Linked DNA regions of Homo sapiens: region 1 is linked to region 2. Evidence: chromatin loops called from intact Hi-C (ENCODE). Cell type or tissue: heart right ventricle. All regions are shown on one strand.

What was found. Hi-C counts contacts between places; a loop is a spot of excess contacts. Peaks named below come from ENCODE experiments on the same cell type or tissue, not always from the same donor. Only the 100,000 strongest peaks of a DNase experiment are listed, where the experiment ranks them.
Region 1: it touches region 2 in a loop (8-fold over the local background); 20 of 110 quality-filtered maps call a loop at or near these places.

Annotation. Positions count from the first base shown.
Region 1 is chr9:85,771,903-85,779,902 of GRCh38, forward strand. It overlaps a transcript of AGTPBP1 not described here and the pseudogene LOC100419824. Among named protein-coding and RNA genes, the nearest start is that of AGTPBP1, 34 kb to the left of the region's middle. In heart right ventricle, no CTCF peak of the experiment used is centred here; no DNase peak of the experiment used is centred here.
Region 2 is chr9:84,401,145-84,409,144 of GRCh38, forward strand. No RefSeq gene overlaps it. Among named protein-coding and RNA genes, the nearest start is that of SLC28A3, 64 kb to the left of the region's middle. In heart right ventricle, a CTCF peak has its summit at 3,126 (motif pointing right); no DNase peak of the experiment used is centred here; H3K27me3 peaks cover 404 bases.

The DNA.
Region 1 (8,000 bases), 1.4 Mb after region 2:
CCCGCCTCGGCCTCCCAAAGTGCTGGGATTACAGGCGTGAGCCACCGCGCCCAGCCTGATATAGATAACTCTTTATGCTGTTCTTTTTTTTTTTTTTCCCTGAGATGGAGTCTCACTCTGTTGTCCAGACTGGTGTGATCTCGGCTCACTGCAACCTCCGCCCCCTGGGTTCAAGCAATTCTCCTGCCTCAGCCTCCTGAGTAGCTAGGATTACAGGCGTGTGCTGCCATGCCCAGCTCATTTTTGTATTTTTAGTAGAGATGGGGTTTCACCATGTTGGCCAGGCTGGTCTCAAACTCCTGACCTCGTGATCCTCCCGCCTCGGCCTCCCAAAGTGCTGGGATTACAGGTGTGAGCCACCGTGCCTGGCCCTTGTGCTACTCTTAAAGCAAGGCAACCTGGCTAAGGTCAGTGGATTTTCTGATCCTGGGAACCCTTGTATTAATGATTATTTTTCTGGAGAGGTCATTAGATTATTAACAAGTTCTGTGATATAGACATTGTCTGAAGTATTTTTACTTCACATCAGCAGGGAAGAATCCAGTAGACAAAATGCATAACATGGCTGGGTGTGGTGGCTCACGCCTATAATCCCAGTGCTTTAGGACCCAAGGCAGGAGGATCACTTGAGTCCAGGAATTCAAGACCAGCTTGGGCAACATAGTGAGACCCTGTCTCTACGAAAAAATTTTTTAAAAAACTTAGCCAGGCATGATGGCATGTACCTGTGGTCCCAGCTATGTGGGAGGCTGAGGTGGGAGGATCACTTGATCTCAGGAGTTGGAAGCTGCAGTGAACTATGATTGCACCACTGCACTCCAACCTGAGGTGACAGAGTGAGACTCCATCTTAACAATAACAACAACAACAAAACAACCAAACTGTCACTTATTTATAACATCCATTCTGGAGTTAAAACTTGGAATTGTCTAGATGTTTCAAGAATCTTTACCCTCTCACTATCCACTTAGACTAGAGAAATAAAGTTACAGAATTATTAAATGTAAACTGCATAGATTACATTTAAGAAATTATGGAAGGGTGATCATTAGAGCAACAATATATTAAAAATGAAAGTGTCGGCTGGGCACAGTGGCTCACGCCTGTAATCCCAGCACTTTGGGAGGCTGAGGTGGGCAGATCACGAGGTCAGGAGATCGAGACCATCCTAGCTAACACGGTGAAACCCCATCTCTACTAAAAATACAAAAAATTAGCTGGACTTGGTGGCGGGCGCCTGTAGTCCCAGCTACTCGGGAGGCTGAGGCAAGAGAATGGCATGAACCTGGGAGGCGGAGCTTGCAGTGAGCCGAGATTGCACGACTGCACTCCAGCTTGGGTGACAGAGAGAGACTCCTTCTCAAAAAAAAAAAAAAAAAAAAAAGAAAGTGTCATCAATTCAGAATTCCAACAAATTCTTTTTTTTTTTTTTTTTTTTTTTTTTTTTTGCGGCGGAGTTTTGCTCTTGCACCCAGGCTGGAGTGCAATGGGGCGATCTTGGCTCCACTGCAGACTCCGCCTCCCAGGTTCAAGCCATTCGCCTGCTTCAGCCTCCCAAGTAGCTGGGATTACAGGTGTGCACCACCACACCCAGCTAATTTTATATATATTTTTTAGTAGAGACGGGGTTTTACTATGTTGGTCAGGTTGGTCTCGAACTCCTCACCTCAAGTGATCCCCCCACCTCAGACTCCCAAACTGCTAGGACTACAGACGTGAGCCACCGTGCCTGGCCTGAATTCTAACAAATTCAAAAGGCTGTTAGGTTGTTTTGTGAATATGTTACAAAGCATTTGCCTAAGGACCCAATACCTGGCAGGAATCATTTACACTATGGAGATTAAGGAAGTTCATCTTGAAGTAGCCTAAGAAAAGTAGATTATTATATTAGCTTATCTAAGACACACTTAACAGGTCAAAATATGTATTTGTTAGGTGGTGAATTTGCGAGAAGCTGAACGGAAACAACAATTATATAATGAAGAAATGAAAATGAAAGTTCTGGAACGGGATAATATGGTTCGTGAATTAGAATCTGCACTGGACCATCTAAAATTGCAGTGTGACCGGAGACTGACCCTCCAGCAAAAGGAGCACGAACAAAAGATGCAGTTGCTGTTACATCATTTCAAAGGTAACTTCCCCTTTTGACAGTTATGTAAAGTTGATGTGTAGGTGTGGGTACTGAAGGAAGATAGGACAGAATTTGATCACTTAAAAGCTCAACATGTTTAAATAGTTGCTACTTAGACAAGTTTTTGGGCTTTACATGTTTTGGTTGCCGCATTTTGGGACAGTTGACTTTGTTGTAGGGCTATTCATGCTTGGAATGCCATCCCTTCTGCCTGCCTCCAGTATGCACATAAGAACTGCTACAATCCTGTCAGCTTGTTGTTGGTCTAGTTTTTATGTAGAAATGTGGGATTGATTCAGGCTTTTTGGTATACAGTTGAATTTTTTTTTATTTCCCAGGGATATAATACTATCATATTTAAGTTATTTTCCACTCACAAAATTAAAGTGATAGGTTCTGTCATATTCCTAGTTATATTTCTGGTTATAATTGTCAGTTGATTATAAAATTTTATGCATTAAAGTAATATCTTGGGTCAAAATTATACTGCCATTGATGGGCACATACCATTATCAGTGAGCAGTAGTTCACCACCAACTCTGATAGAAAACTCTGAGAGTGATCTGGCCTCATTTTACCTAGGCATATGGCCAGTATACAAACAGCTACTATGGCAGCAAAATCATTGTTAGGTGATACTGTTACTCCTTCAATTCAGGCTGCTTAGTCTTGATTCTCATGAATCCATAGCTGAAAATAGATCAAAAGGGATCTAGAAGAAGCAACCTGAGTAAGCAGAAAATTGGAAAAATCTGTGAATTTGATTGTTGAGGCAATTTGCTTCTAAGTTAATTCTGTCACTGGTTAATTAGCAACCAGTTGCCTAATGACAATTTCCTGGCAAGATCTCACACATCATTACATTCAAACATGCTCTCCTTACCTTAGTTTGGTTCCGAAACTGATATTTTAATATTTTTTTAAGTGACTGGGATTATACCACAAAAGTTCATGCCATAGCCAAATAAGAATATATAAAAACTTGGCCAAACATGGTGGCTCATCCCTGTAATCCCAGCACTTTGGGAGGCTGAGTCAAGAGGATTGCTTGAGCCCAGAAGTTCGAGACCAGCCTGGCCAACATGGCGAAACCCCATCTCTACAAAAGATACAAAAAACTAGCCAAGCGTGGTGGCACGCACCTGTAGTCCCAGCTACTTGGGAGGCTGAGATGGGAGAATCACCTGAGTCCCAGAGGTTGAGCCTGCAGTGGCTGTGGTCACACCACTGCACTCCAGCCTGGGTGACAGAGTTAAGACCCTGTCTCAAAAAAAAAAAAGTAAGAAAGTCATTCATTTCTATAGCTGTACAAATTGTTCATAACAAAGTTGTGGCTGGGTGCAGCGGCTCATGCCTGTAATCCCAGCATTTTGGAAGGTTGTGGTGGGAGGCTTACTTGAAAGCAGCCTGGGCAGCATAGTGGGACCCCATCTGTATTAATCAAGGATCTCTAAAGGGACAGAATAGCATATATATATCATATATATGATATATATATAGATATATAAAATATATAGGATATATAAAATATATAGGATTTATATTATATAAATATATATATATAAATATAAAGGGGAGTTTATTAAGTATTGACTTACATGATCACAAGGTCCCACAATAGGCTGTCTGCAAGCTTGAGGAGCAAGGAAGCCAGTCCAAGTCTCAAAACTAAAGAACTTGGAGTCTGATGTTCGAGGACAGGAAGCATTCAGCATGGGAGAAAGATGTAGGCTGGGAGGCTAGGCCAGTCTCACCTTCTTATGTTTTTCTGCCTGCTTTATATTCATTGGCAGCTTATTAGATGGTGCACCAGATTGAGGTTGGATCTGCCTTCCCCAGCCCACTGACTCAAATGTTAACCTCCTTTGGCAACACCCTCACAGACACACCCAGGATCAATACTTTGCATCCTTCAATCCAGTCAAGTTAACACTCGGTATTTACCGTCACAAGTCCATCCCTTGTCAACTTGAACTCATACACATCTCCTGAGATCATACATAATCTTCAAATAAAGACAATAATAAGGTTATAATTACACCTAACATAATACAACTATCCTTCGTACAACCAGAAATGCACCAATCCCCAACCCAAATGCTATTACATAAAGTTAACAGTACTTAAATGCTGATGTGAAGTCAATAAATCTTATGTCACATGATAAAGGAAAAAGGAAATAAAATGAAGATATTTTCTTAGTACAAGTGTATACATGCACAAACATGTTTTTAACAAAATAAGGAGGAAATATGACAGTTACCGTCCTTGTTTCTGCAGCTGGTCACATGGTCATAGCTGGTATTGATGACCACCTTCTTCTGCTACCCATTCTTTATTCTCTTTGCCTTTAGCAAGCACCTCAGCACGTTGTGGGTTTTTCTCCTAGTGGAGTGACCCAACCCTTCATTCCTGAAGGGTCTGGACCATTTGTAGTCCTGACTGGAATGGGCTGTTGTAGTTTCCAATTGACCTTAATCACAGAGCATGGTAATACTAAGCGACACCCTAATGGATCTCCTGTATTTCTTGCATACTCTTTCTTACCTCTGTTATGGAGTAGTAGACTGATTTCATCTTGATAGTCCAGGTCAGTCACCCCAGCCAATACTGTAACTCCCTTCTTAGCCTGCTGACTTAATGGTAGGTAGAGCCCAAAGTGTCCAGGTGGCAATCTTAACTTTCAGTTTAATGGAATCATTGTTGTGTCTCCTGTTGGCAGTGTTCCTTCCTCTGAAACAAAGACCTCTAGGCCAGCAGAACGTAATGTTGTGGGAACAGGAAGCAAAAATGTTGCTAATGGATCACTAGGGGTGATGATGGGTGGTGCCACTTCCACTTCCACCCCTTGGTCCCTGGACTCGTGAATCCTGACTATGGAAGAAACAGTACCATATACTGGATGCTGATGCAGAGCATACACGGCCTTCTGGAGAACTTTGTCCCAGTCCTGCAAAGTATTGTCATGTAATTGGTGTTGTAATTGTGACTTCAAAAGGCCATTCCACCGTTCTATCAGTCTAGCTGCTTCAGGATGATGGGGACCTTCATCCTGCGAATGACCAGTGAATCCCATGAGCATGAGCCCACTGCCACACTTCTTTAGCCATAAAGTGAGTAACTTGGTCAGAGGCAATGCTGTGTGGAATACCATGACAGTGAATAAGGCATTCTGTGAGTCCATGGATGGTAATCTTGGCAGAAGCATTGCGTGCAGGATAGGCAAACCCACATCCGGAGTAAGTGTCTGTTCCAGTGAGGACAAACCTCTGCCCTTTCTGTGATGGAAGAGGTCCAATATAATCAACCTGCCACCAGGTAGCTCGCCGATCACCCTGAGGAATGGTGCCATATTGAGGGCTCAGTGTTGGTCTCTGCTGCTGGCAAATTGGGCACTCAGCAGTGGCCGTAGCCAGGTCAGCCTTGGTGAGTGGAAGTCCATGTTGCTGAGCCCACATCCCTGCCACCATGGCCACTTTGTTCATGGGCCCATTGGGCAATGACAGGGGTGGCTGGGGAAAGAGGCTGAGTGGTATCCACAGAATGGGTTATCATATCCACTTGATTATTAAAATCCTCCTCTGCTGAGGTCATCCGTTGGTGAGCACTCACTTGGGATACAAATATCTTCACAGTTTTTGACTACTCAGAGAGGTCCATCCACATACCTCTTCCCCAAAATTCTTTTGTCACCAGTCTTCCAATCATGCTTCTTCCAAGTCCCTGACCATCCAGCCAAACCACTGGCTACAGCCCATGAATTGGTATATAACCGCATATCTGGCCATTTCTCCTTCCATGCAAAGTGCACAACCAGGTGCACTGTTCGAAGTTCTGCCCACTGGGAAGATTTCCCTTCACTGGTATCCTTCAGGGATGTCCTAGAAAGGGGCTGTAGTGCCGCAGCTGTCCACTTTCAGGTGGTGCCTGCATATCGTGGAGAACCGTCTGTGAACCAGGCCCTAGTCTTCTCTTCCCCTGTCAACTGATCATAGGGAACTCCCCATGAGGCCATCGGTGCAGGCTGGAGGAGAGAAGGCAGGGTGGCGAGTGGAGACCATGGGCATTTGTGCCACTTTCTCATGTAACTTATACCTTCAGGACCTGCTTGAGCCTGATCACATATATAGCATTTCCATTTGATGATGGAATGCTGCTGTGCACGACCCACTTTATGGCTAGATAGGTCAGAAAGCACCCAGTTCATGATAGGCAGTTCAGGTCGCATGGTGACTTGATGACCCATAGTCAAACGTTCAGTTTCCACCAAAGCCCAGTAACAGGCCAAGAGCTGTCTCTCAAAAGGAGAGTAGTTATCTGCAGAAGATGGCGGGGCCTTGCTCCAAAATCCTAGAGGCCTCCACTGTGATTCACCTATGGGGGTCTGCGAGAGGCTCCAAACAGCATCCCTATCTGCCACTGACACCTCAAGCACCATTGGATCTGCTGGGTCATATGGCCCAAGTGGCAGAGCAGCTTGCACAGCAGCCTGGACCTATTGCAGAGCCTTCTCCTGTTGTGGACCCCATTCAAAACTGGCAGCCTTTCAGGTCACTCAATAAATGGGCCAGAGTAACACACCCAAATGAGGAATGTGCTGCCTTCAAAATCCAGATAGGCCCACTAGGCATTGTGCCTCTTTCTTGGTTGTAGGAAGGGCCGAATGCAGCAACTTATCCTTCACCTTAGAAGGAATATCTCGACAGGCCCCACACCACTGGACCCCTAGAAATTTTACTGAGGTAGAAGAGTTCATCATTTTCTTTCATCAGTTTGTCCACTGAACTGAGGAGCAACCAACCAGCTTCATTATGTTCCTTGGTTCTCCACATATGGTCAAATTTATTACATAGAGTCACTAAACTCCTTGCCTCTCACGAGCAGTGAATCAGGAGTGTCAAATGCATTTATTTTGCATAATTCTGTAAACAGTTCATGCCAAGGACTATCAGTGTTCTCCATACTATTAGGAGTAGAGTCCTTAGCATTTTTGGGTCTAATCAGATTAAGCAGCCAACTCCAGAAACCCCAAAACCAACAAAAGAACTCCATCCTTAATATTCTGTTCCTTTAGAACCACTCCTGGTACCAAAACCTGTATTAGTCAGGGTTCTCTAGAGGGACAGAACTAATAGGAGATATATAGATATAGATATAGATATAGATATAGATATAGATATAGATATAGATATAGATATAGATATAGATATCTATATAAATATAAATATATATAGCTATCTATATAAATATCTATATCTCTATATATATAAAGGGGAGTTTATTATTAACTTACACAATCACAAGTTCCCACAGTAGGCTGTCTACAAGCTTGAGGCACAAGGAGAGCCAGTCTGAGTCTCGAAACTGAAGAGCTTAGAGTCTGATGTTTGAGGACAGGAAGCATCCAGCATGGGAGAAAGATGTAGGCTGGGAGGCTAGGTCAGTCTCGCCTTTTTCTGCCTGCTTTATATTCACTGGCAGCTGATGAGATGGTTCTCACCAGATTAAGGGTGGGTGTGCCTTCCCCAGCCCACTGACTCAAATGTTAACCTCCTTTGGCAACACTCTCACAGACACACTCAATACTTGGCATCAATACTTGGCATCTTTCAGTCCAATCAAGTTGACACTCAATAGTAACCATCACACCATCTCTACCAAAAATTTAAAAAATTAAGCCGGGCATGGTGGCATGTGCCTGTGGTCCCAGCTACCCTGGAGGCTGAGGTGGGAAGATTATTTGAACCCAGGAGGTTGAAGCTGTAATGAGCCATGATTGCACCACTACACACTCTACCCTGGGCAACAGGGTGAGATGCTGTCTCGAAAATAATAGTAATAGAAAATAAAATAAAAACAAAGTTAT
Region 2 (8,000 bases):
AAATACAAAAATTAGCTAGGTATGATAACTCTCACCTGTAGTCCTAGCTACTCAGAAGGTTGAGGCACGAGAATCGCTTGAACCCAGGAGGCAGAGGTTGCAGTGAGCTGAGATCCTGCCACACTGCACTCCAGCCTGGGGACAGAGTGAGAATCTGTCTCAAAAACAAACAAACAAACAAACAAAAAACAAAAAAACAAAACAAACAAAAAAATGGAAACTGGAAATCATGGTTGGAGTTTATGAAAGGAGACCATGCAGACTCCAATTAGTAGGTCAATTCTCAAAGACAGGACTTGGTTCTATGTCAAAGTTGAAAAAAACGCATTCTGGCGGGTTAAGTTAAATATTTAAGGTATGTATGTATAATCTTTTATGATTCCTTGCCTTAACTTTTTTTTCTAATTAACCACCCATCTATGGATATGGATACAGATAGTTTTGGATGTAAGAATTCTGTATTAATAATACGTGCAGGAAGAAAGAAGAAAGGAGATATGCATTTTCTGGTCTGGCACTGTATACAGCAGGCACTTAATAAATAGAAATTCTCATTCTCCTCTCTTTTTTTTTTTTGAAAGAGAAGGAACCATAACTTTCTAACACAGCTAATACTATTTCTGAACAGTTCTAGGTAACTGGAAAGTTCTGTTTTTTTTTTTTTTTTTTTTTTTTTTTGAGACGGAGTCTCACTTTGTCTCCCAGGCTGGAGTGTAGTGGTGCAATCTTGGCTCACTGCAACCTCCACCTCCCAGGTTCAAGTAATTCTCCTGCCTCAGCCTCCTAAGTAGCTGGGATTATAGGCATGCGCCACCACTCCTGGCTAATTTTTGTATTTTTAGTAGAGACAGGATTTGGCCATGTTGGCCAGGCTGGTCTCCAACTCCTGACCTCAAGTGATCTGCCTGCCTCAGCCTCCCAAAGTGCTGGGATTACAGGTGTAAGCCACCACACCCGGCCTGGAAAGCTCTTTTAAAGCTTCCTCATAATTTCCGTATAGTACAGTCCTAGACTTGTATTTTGGGTGTGCCCAGAACCAAGGGCAGTTACATACACACCACACACACACACACACACACACACACACACACACACACACATTTTTTTTGAGACAGGGTCTTCTCACTCTGTTGCCCAGACTGGAGTGCAGTGGCACAAATGCAGCTCACTGCAGCCTTGACCTTTGAGACTCAAGTGATCTTCTTGCCTCAGCCTCCCTAGTAGCTGGGACTACAGGCAAGTGCTACCATGCTGGGCTAATTATTTTATTTTTAGGAGAGATGGGGTCTCACTATGTTTCCCAGGCTGGTGTCAAACTCTGGGGCTCAAGTGATCCTCTCACCTTGGCCTCCCAAAGTGCTGGAATTATCGTTGTAAGCCATCGTGCCCAGCCCTATACATAGCTGAAGACAACATTAAGTCATGTCCCTCCATTAATCTCTTCTCCACAGCAATTTTTAGTGTCCCTCCCTTCATTTCTGGGCCCGAGCCCTGTGACACCCCAGATGAATGTGACATTCTACAGGCAGCACTGGAGAGCTGTCCTGCCACTTTGTCCCTATTCTGGACACCCTCTTCCAATGAAGGTATCTGCCACCGTGTAAGGATTTTTCACAGCTGTGTCAAGTGTTGTTAATACAGGCCTGGCTGCCGGCCTTCCAGGCCTTTCATCAGGGACTGCTACAAAGCAGGCCTTCTCCATCCTGAAATTGCACATTTGATATTCTTTCATTGTGTATGTGGGAATTTGTATGAATTACATTTTATCTTGTTGGTTTCAGCCCAGTTTTCTAGTTTGAGTTCTTTTTGTTTGGATCTTGATAGAAGTTGTATTAGTCCATTCTCATACTACTGTGAAGAAATACCCAAGACTGGGTAATTTACAAAGGAAAGAGGTTTAATTGACTCACAGTTCGGCATGGCTGGGAGGCCTCAGGAAACTTACAATCATGACAGAAGGGGAAGCAAACACATCTTCTCATTGTGGCAGGAGAGAGAGAAGTGCTGGGCAAAGGGCCCCTTATAAAACCATCAGATCTCATGAGAACACACTGACTATGAGAAAAACAGTGTGGGGGTAACCATGCTATTACCTCCCACTGGGTCCCTCCCATGACAGGTGGGGATTATGGGAACTACAATTCAAGATGAGATTTGGGTGGGGACACAGCCAAACCATATTACAAGTCATCCAGCATAGTGACTATTTCTCCCTGCTTGGTGTTTTGGCCGGTTTGGCAAACAAGCCTTCCCAGTCTTTCTTCATGCTGGTGGTAAATACATTGGACAGTAAAGGGCCTGAGACACAGCTGTGTGGCATGGTACAAGAGGCCTGGACTTTGTCCTCCACCCAGTTCATTTAACATTCAATTAAACAAATATTCATCAAGTTGAGCATGCCAGGCACCGTTCTAAATGCTGGCAGTATAGCAGTGGACAAAACAAACAAAAATTCTACCTTTTATTTATTTATTTTTTTGAGACTGAGTCTCACTCTGTAGCCCAGGCTGGAGTACAGTGATACGATCTTGGCTCACTGCAACCTCTGCCTCCTGGGATCAAGTGATTCTCCTGCCTCAGCCTCCTGAGTAGCTGGGATTACAGGCACCCACCACCACACCCGGCTAATTTTTGTATTTTTAGTAGAGACGGGGTTTCACCATGTGGCTGGTTTTGAACTCCTGACCTCAAGTGATCCATTGGCCTTGGCCTCCCAAAGTGCTGGGATTACAGGCATGAGTCACTGCGCCTGGCCCAATTCTACCCTTTTGGAGCTTGCATTTTAGTCGACAGCATTTTAACTAAGAAGTCATGTCCCCATCATATATACCTTAATCTTTATTTGATTAAGCTCTCATTTATTCATAATGATGGTTAATTAAGTATTTACCATGTGTTGAGCCCTGGTCTTCATGCATGTAGTAAGTATGAACTTATCTACAACACACCATCCACTAGATTGGCAAAAAGCTCATTATCACACTTTTGGGGTCGGTCCTCTCTCCTTTAAGGATCATCTGTGAACCTTTTGAATCTTTTGCAGTCTAAAAGGAAATTTCTCCAAAGTTCAATTTTCAAGTAGGGAAAAAAAAACTAAGTGTTGGTCCGCAGCTCTGCAGCTGCTCATCACCGCCACTTGAGGGCGCTGATGAACACAAATTGTCCTCCATCCATCCATTGGACCCCGTGGTCTTTGCCCTATGACCCAGTCCAGAAAGTTGGGGCCTTCAAAGAAAGGCAATTCTCCACACACTCACTCAGTCCAGGGTAACACGCTCCTCAGTGCGTTTTCTGGAGTTCTCAGTCATTCTCCTCTGGAGCCAGTCCTCATAAGTGGCTCAGGGGACCTCCTCCTGGGATCCAAAGCCCTGGATCTCTTTAGTTCTGAGAATACACTGGGTGGGTAGGCAGACAGATTGAAGAGACCAGGATTGAGATGTTTTCTTTTGCATTCCTCAATATCTTTATTTTATTTTATTTTATTCCTTTTTAAAGAGGCTCACTATGATGTCCAGGTTGGTGTCGAACTCCTGGGCTCAAGAGATCCTCCTGCCCCAACCTCCTGAGTAGCTGAGACTATAGGTGCATGCCCCTGACCCCAGCTGTGTTCCTCAAAATCCAATAGACTTATTCCGCTTCCTTCTTGACATAGTGTTAATTGATCCAACTCTTCTCTTCTTTTTGGTCTCACATGACAATCTGGTTACTTCTTAAGGAAGGGGATAGGTGACAAGGTGCCACCTTGGGGGTTTCTGCTGAACACCGACTGCTCCCCATCCCTGTAGCAGAGATGGTGGAGATTAGGTGGTGAGGAAGACTTTTGAAACCTTAATGTATGAGTCGCCATGTCTCAGAGGCCACTAAGGGACTTCCTATGCATCTTTAAATATCAGTGAAAAAAAGCCTTTCAGGTTTACCCCAAACTCATGCATTATCTTATTTGACCCCCAGAATACCCCTGCAAGGCAGGATCATTTTAGCCATTTCACAGATGAGGCAACAGATTCAGAAGTGATAGGAACTCATTGTGAGTTTGGAAGCTGGGTTACTTGGGCTTTGAAGTCTTACTTAGTCCACCACCCATGCTCCTCTATCTTGCTCACAGGCTCTCACCCTCTGTACCAACCTGTACCTCCATGCACCATTGTTCAAGCATCAGAGAGGACTTCCAGAGAGCTTGGAGGCTCAACAGTTTCTCAATAGGCTGTTGGAACTGAGAACTTTAGAAACGACTTGCCTGGCCAGGCATGATGGCTCAGGCTTTGAATCCCAGCACTTTGGGAGGCTGAGGCGGTTGGGTCACTTGAGGCCAGAGTTTGAGAGTTCGAGAGTTCTCAAGAGTTCGAGACCAGCCTGGATAACTTGGTGAAACCCCATCTCTACTAAAAATACAAAAATTACCTGGGTGTGGCAGTGCACACCTGTAGTCCCATCTACTTGGGAGAAGCATAGAATTGCTTGAGCCTGGGAGGTGGAGGTTGCATTGAGTTGAGATCATGCCACTGCACACCAGCCTGGGTGACAGAGTGAGACTGTCTCTAAAAAACAAAACAAAACAAAACAAAACAAAAAACAAAAAAAACATTTGCCTTAATGAGGAACCGCTGATTTGATTCCTGAAGTAGTACAACCCATTAATCTAATGTACGTAATGGGAATAGAAGAATTGTATTACACTAGAGCTAAAAGAGACATCAGTGATCGTGTAGCTCAGCTTGTTGTTTTTACAGAGTTGAATACTGAGGATCAGGGAGCTTAAATGACAACTAGGCAGTAAAAGAACTCATGGAGTAACCTGGTCTTCTCATTCCCAATTTAGAACTTATTTTAAACTGGTGTTTGATGACTTTTGCGTTAGAGGTCTTTGTTATTCTAGAAAAGTGAAAATTACTGAAGTGTTAAAATACAAAGCTCTTTCTTTTCTTTCTTTGTTTCTTTCTTTTTTTTTTTTTTTTTTTTTTGGCAGAGTTTCACTCTGTTGCCCAGGCTGGAGTGCAATGGTGCGATCTTGGCTCACCGCAACCTCTGCCTCCTGGGTTCAAGCGATTCTCCTGCCTCAGCCTCCTGAGTAGCTGGGATTACAGGTGTGTGCCACCATGCCTGGCTAATTTTGTATTTTTAGTAGAGATGGGGTTTCTCCATGTTGGTCAGGATGGTCTCGAACTTCCAATCTCAGGCGATCCGCCCTCCTCGTCCTCCCAAAGTGCTGGGATTACAGGCGTGAGCCAATGGGCCTGGCCCTATAAAGTACTTTCAATCTTTGTCAAGACAGAGCAACAGGTTTATTTTTATGCTATTAGCATTATAAAGCTGGGCAAAATATATGAACATGTATTGTTAGGCATTGGACAGTAGACATCACAGGACTGCAATTCTTGAAAGACAGCACACAAAGTGAGGTCCATTTTCATGCTGCCTTTTTTTTTTTTTTTTTTTTTTGAGATGGAGTCTCCTTCTGTTCCCAGGCTGGAGTGCAATGGTGTGATCTCAGCTCACTGCAACCTTTGCTTCCCAGTTTCAAGCGATTCTCCTGCCTCAGCCTCCCGAGTAGCTGGGATTACAGGTGCACATCACCACGCCCAGCTAATTTTTAGTAGAGATGAGACTTCACCATGTTGACCATGGTTGGTCAGGGTGGTCTTGAAGTCTTGACCTCGGGTGATCCAACCACCTTCGCCTCCCAAAGTGCTGGGATTACAGACATGAGCCGCCATGCCCAGCCTGTATTTTGTTTTTTTGAGACAGGGTCTTGCTCTGTCACCCAGTCTGTCTTGCAGTGGTGCGATCATGGCTCACTGAAGCCTCGACTTCCTGGACTTAAGTGATCCTCCTACCTCAGCCTCCTGAGTAGCTGAGACTGCAGACATGAGCCACCATGCCCCACTAATTTTTCTTTTTTGTAGCGATGGGATCTCACCATGTTGCCTCAGCCTCTCAAAGTGCTGGGATTACAGGCATGAGCCACCATGCCTAACCAATACTGACTTTTTGCTTGAGACATTTTCCAAACTGTAGGGAAATGGAGCCCAACCAGATAGTTGAAGTCTTGCCTGGTGGAGAAAATGAAGACAGAAAGTGAGGGTAGCTAAGACTGCTTGAACTTGCAGGTCTGATACCAGAGAGAAGGCAATTGAAGAGAAACAATCAGAAATCTGTATAGGAGCTTCCTTCAGGTCCTTGGCAAGATCTTTAGTTGCATATTTATTGACTCAGACTCTGCAAAGTCTAGCTGAGAACAGCTTCTAGGGGACTGAGAGGTAAACAGTGATTTTAGAAGTTTGATCTGTTAGGGAGATGTTGGAGTTCTGATTCAACTAAAGTAGAGCGGAACATTTGAGACCCAAAACAACACTCACCTTAGGGGAAATCACTATGTCCTAGGAATAAGGGACATGCTGTAGGGCTGAGAGCAAAGATGAAATAGACCTGCCTTAAGAAAGCCAAATCCCAAGGCTTGACAGGATCAATATGACATGTTAGTAATTTAACTGCTTATCAGAAAAAAATCACAGTTTTTAGAGAAAAACAAAATCAAGAGTCTCTACAACATATCATTCAAAATGTTCAGTGTATGTCTTTGTTCATTTGTTCTGCTATAACAAAATACCCAAGACTGGGTAATTTATAAAAAACAGAAATTTATTTTCTCACAGTTCTATAAGCTGGGAAGGCCAAGATCAAGGCAATGGCAGATTCGGTGTCTGCCGAGATCCCATTCTTCATGCTGTGCCTCCTTGCTATGTCCTCACATAGTACCAGATGGAAGGGCAAAAAAGGAACTGGGGGCCGGGCGTAGTGGCTCATGCTTGTAATCCCATCCCAGCACTTTGGGAAGCTGAGGCAGGCAGATCACCTGAGGTCAGGAGTTCAAGACTAGTCTGGCCAACATGGTGAAACCCTGTCTCTACTAAAAATACAAAAATTAGCTGGGCATGGTGGCGGGCACCTGCAATTCCAGCTACTGGGGAGGCTGAAGAAGGAGAATCCCTTGAACCCGGGGGCGGAGGTTGTAGTGAGCTGAGATTGTACCACTGCACTCCAACCTGGGCAACAGAGACTGTCTCAATTAAAAAAAAGAAAAAGAAATATGTCTAAGAGTTTTCTGTTTTTTCTTTACAAAGATTATTTGCCGGCCAGGTGTGGCGGCTTAAGCCTGTAATCCTGAGAGGTGACAGCCTGCTGGCAGCCCTCGCTCCCTCTCGGCGCCTCCTCTGCCTGGGCGCCCACTCTGGCGGCGCTTGAGGAGCCCTTCAGCCCGCCGCTGCACTGTGGGAGCCCCTTCCTGAGATGGCTGAGGCCGGAGCCGGCTCCCTCAGCTTGCGGGGAGGTGTGGAGGAAGAGGCATGGGCGGGAACCCGGGCTGTGTGCGGCGCTTGCGGGCCAGCTAGAGTTTCAAGTGGGCGTGGGCTTGGCGGGCCCCATACTCAGAGCCGCCGGCCGGCCCGCCGGCTCCGGCAGTGAGGGGCTTAGCACCTGGGCCAGCAGCTGCGGAGGGTGCGCAGGGTCCCCCAGCAGGGCCGTCCCAGCAGCGGTGCTCTCGATTTCTCGCCGGGCCTTAGCTGCCTCCCCGCGGGGCCGGGCTCGGGACCTGCAGCCCGCCATGCCTGAGCCTCCCCCCACCCCCGTCGTGGGCTCCTGTGCCGCCGGAGTCTCCCTGACGAGCGCCACCCCCTGCTCCATGGCGTCCAGTCCCATCTACCGCCCAAGGGCTGAGGAGTGCGGGTGCAAGGCACAGGACTGGCAGGCAGCTCCACCTGCCGCCCCGTGCAGGACCCACTGGGTGAAGCCAGCTGGGCTCCTGAGTCTAGTGGGGACTTGGAGAACCTTTACGTCTAGCTAAGGGATTGTGAATACACCAATCAGCACTCTGTGTCTAGCTCAAGGTTTGTAAATGCACCAATCCGCACCCCGTGTCTAACTCCAGGTTTGTAAATGCACGAATTAGTGCTCTGTGTCTAGCCGATCTGGTGGGGACTTGGAGAATCTTTATGTCTAGCTAA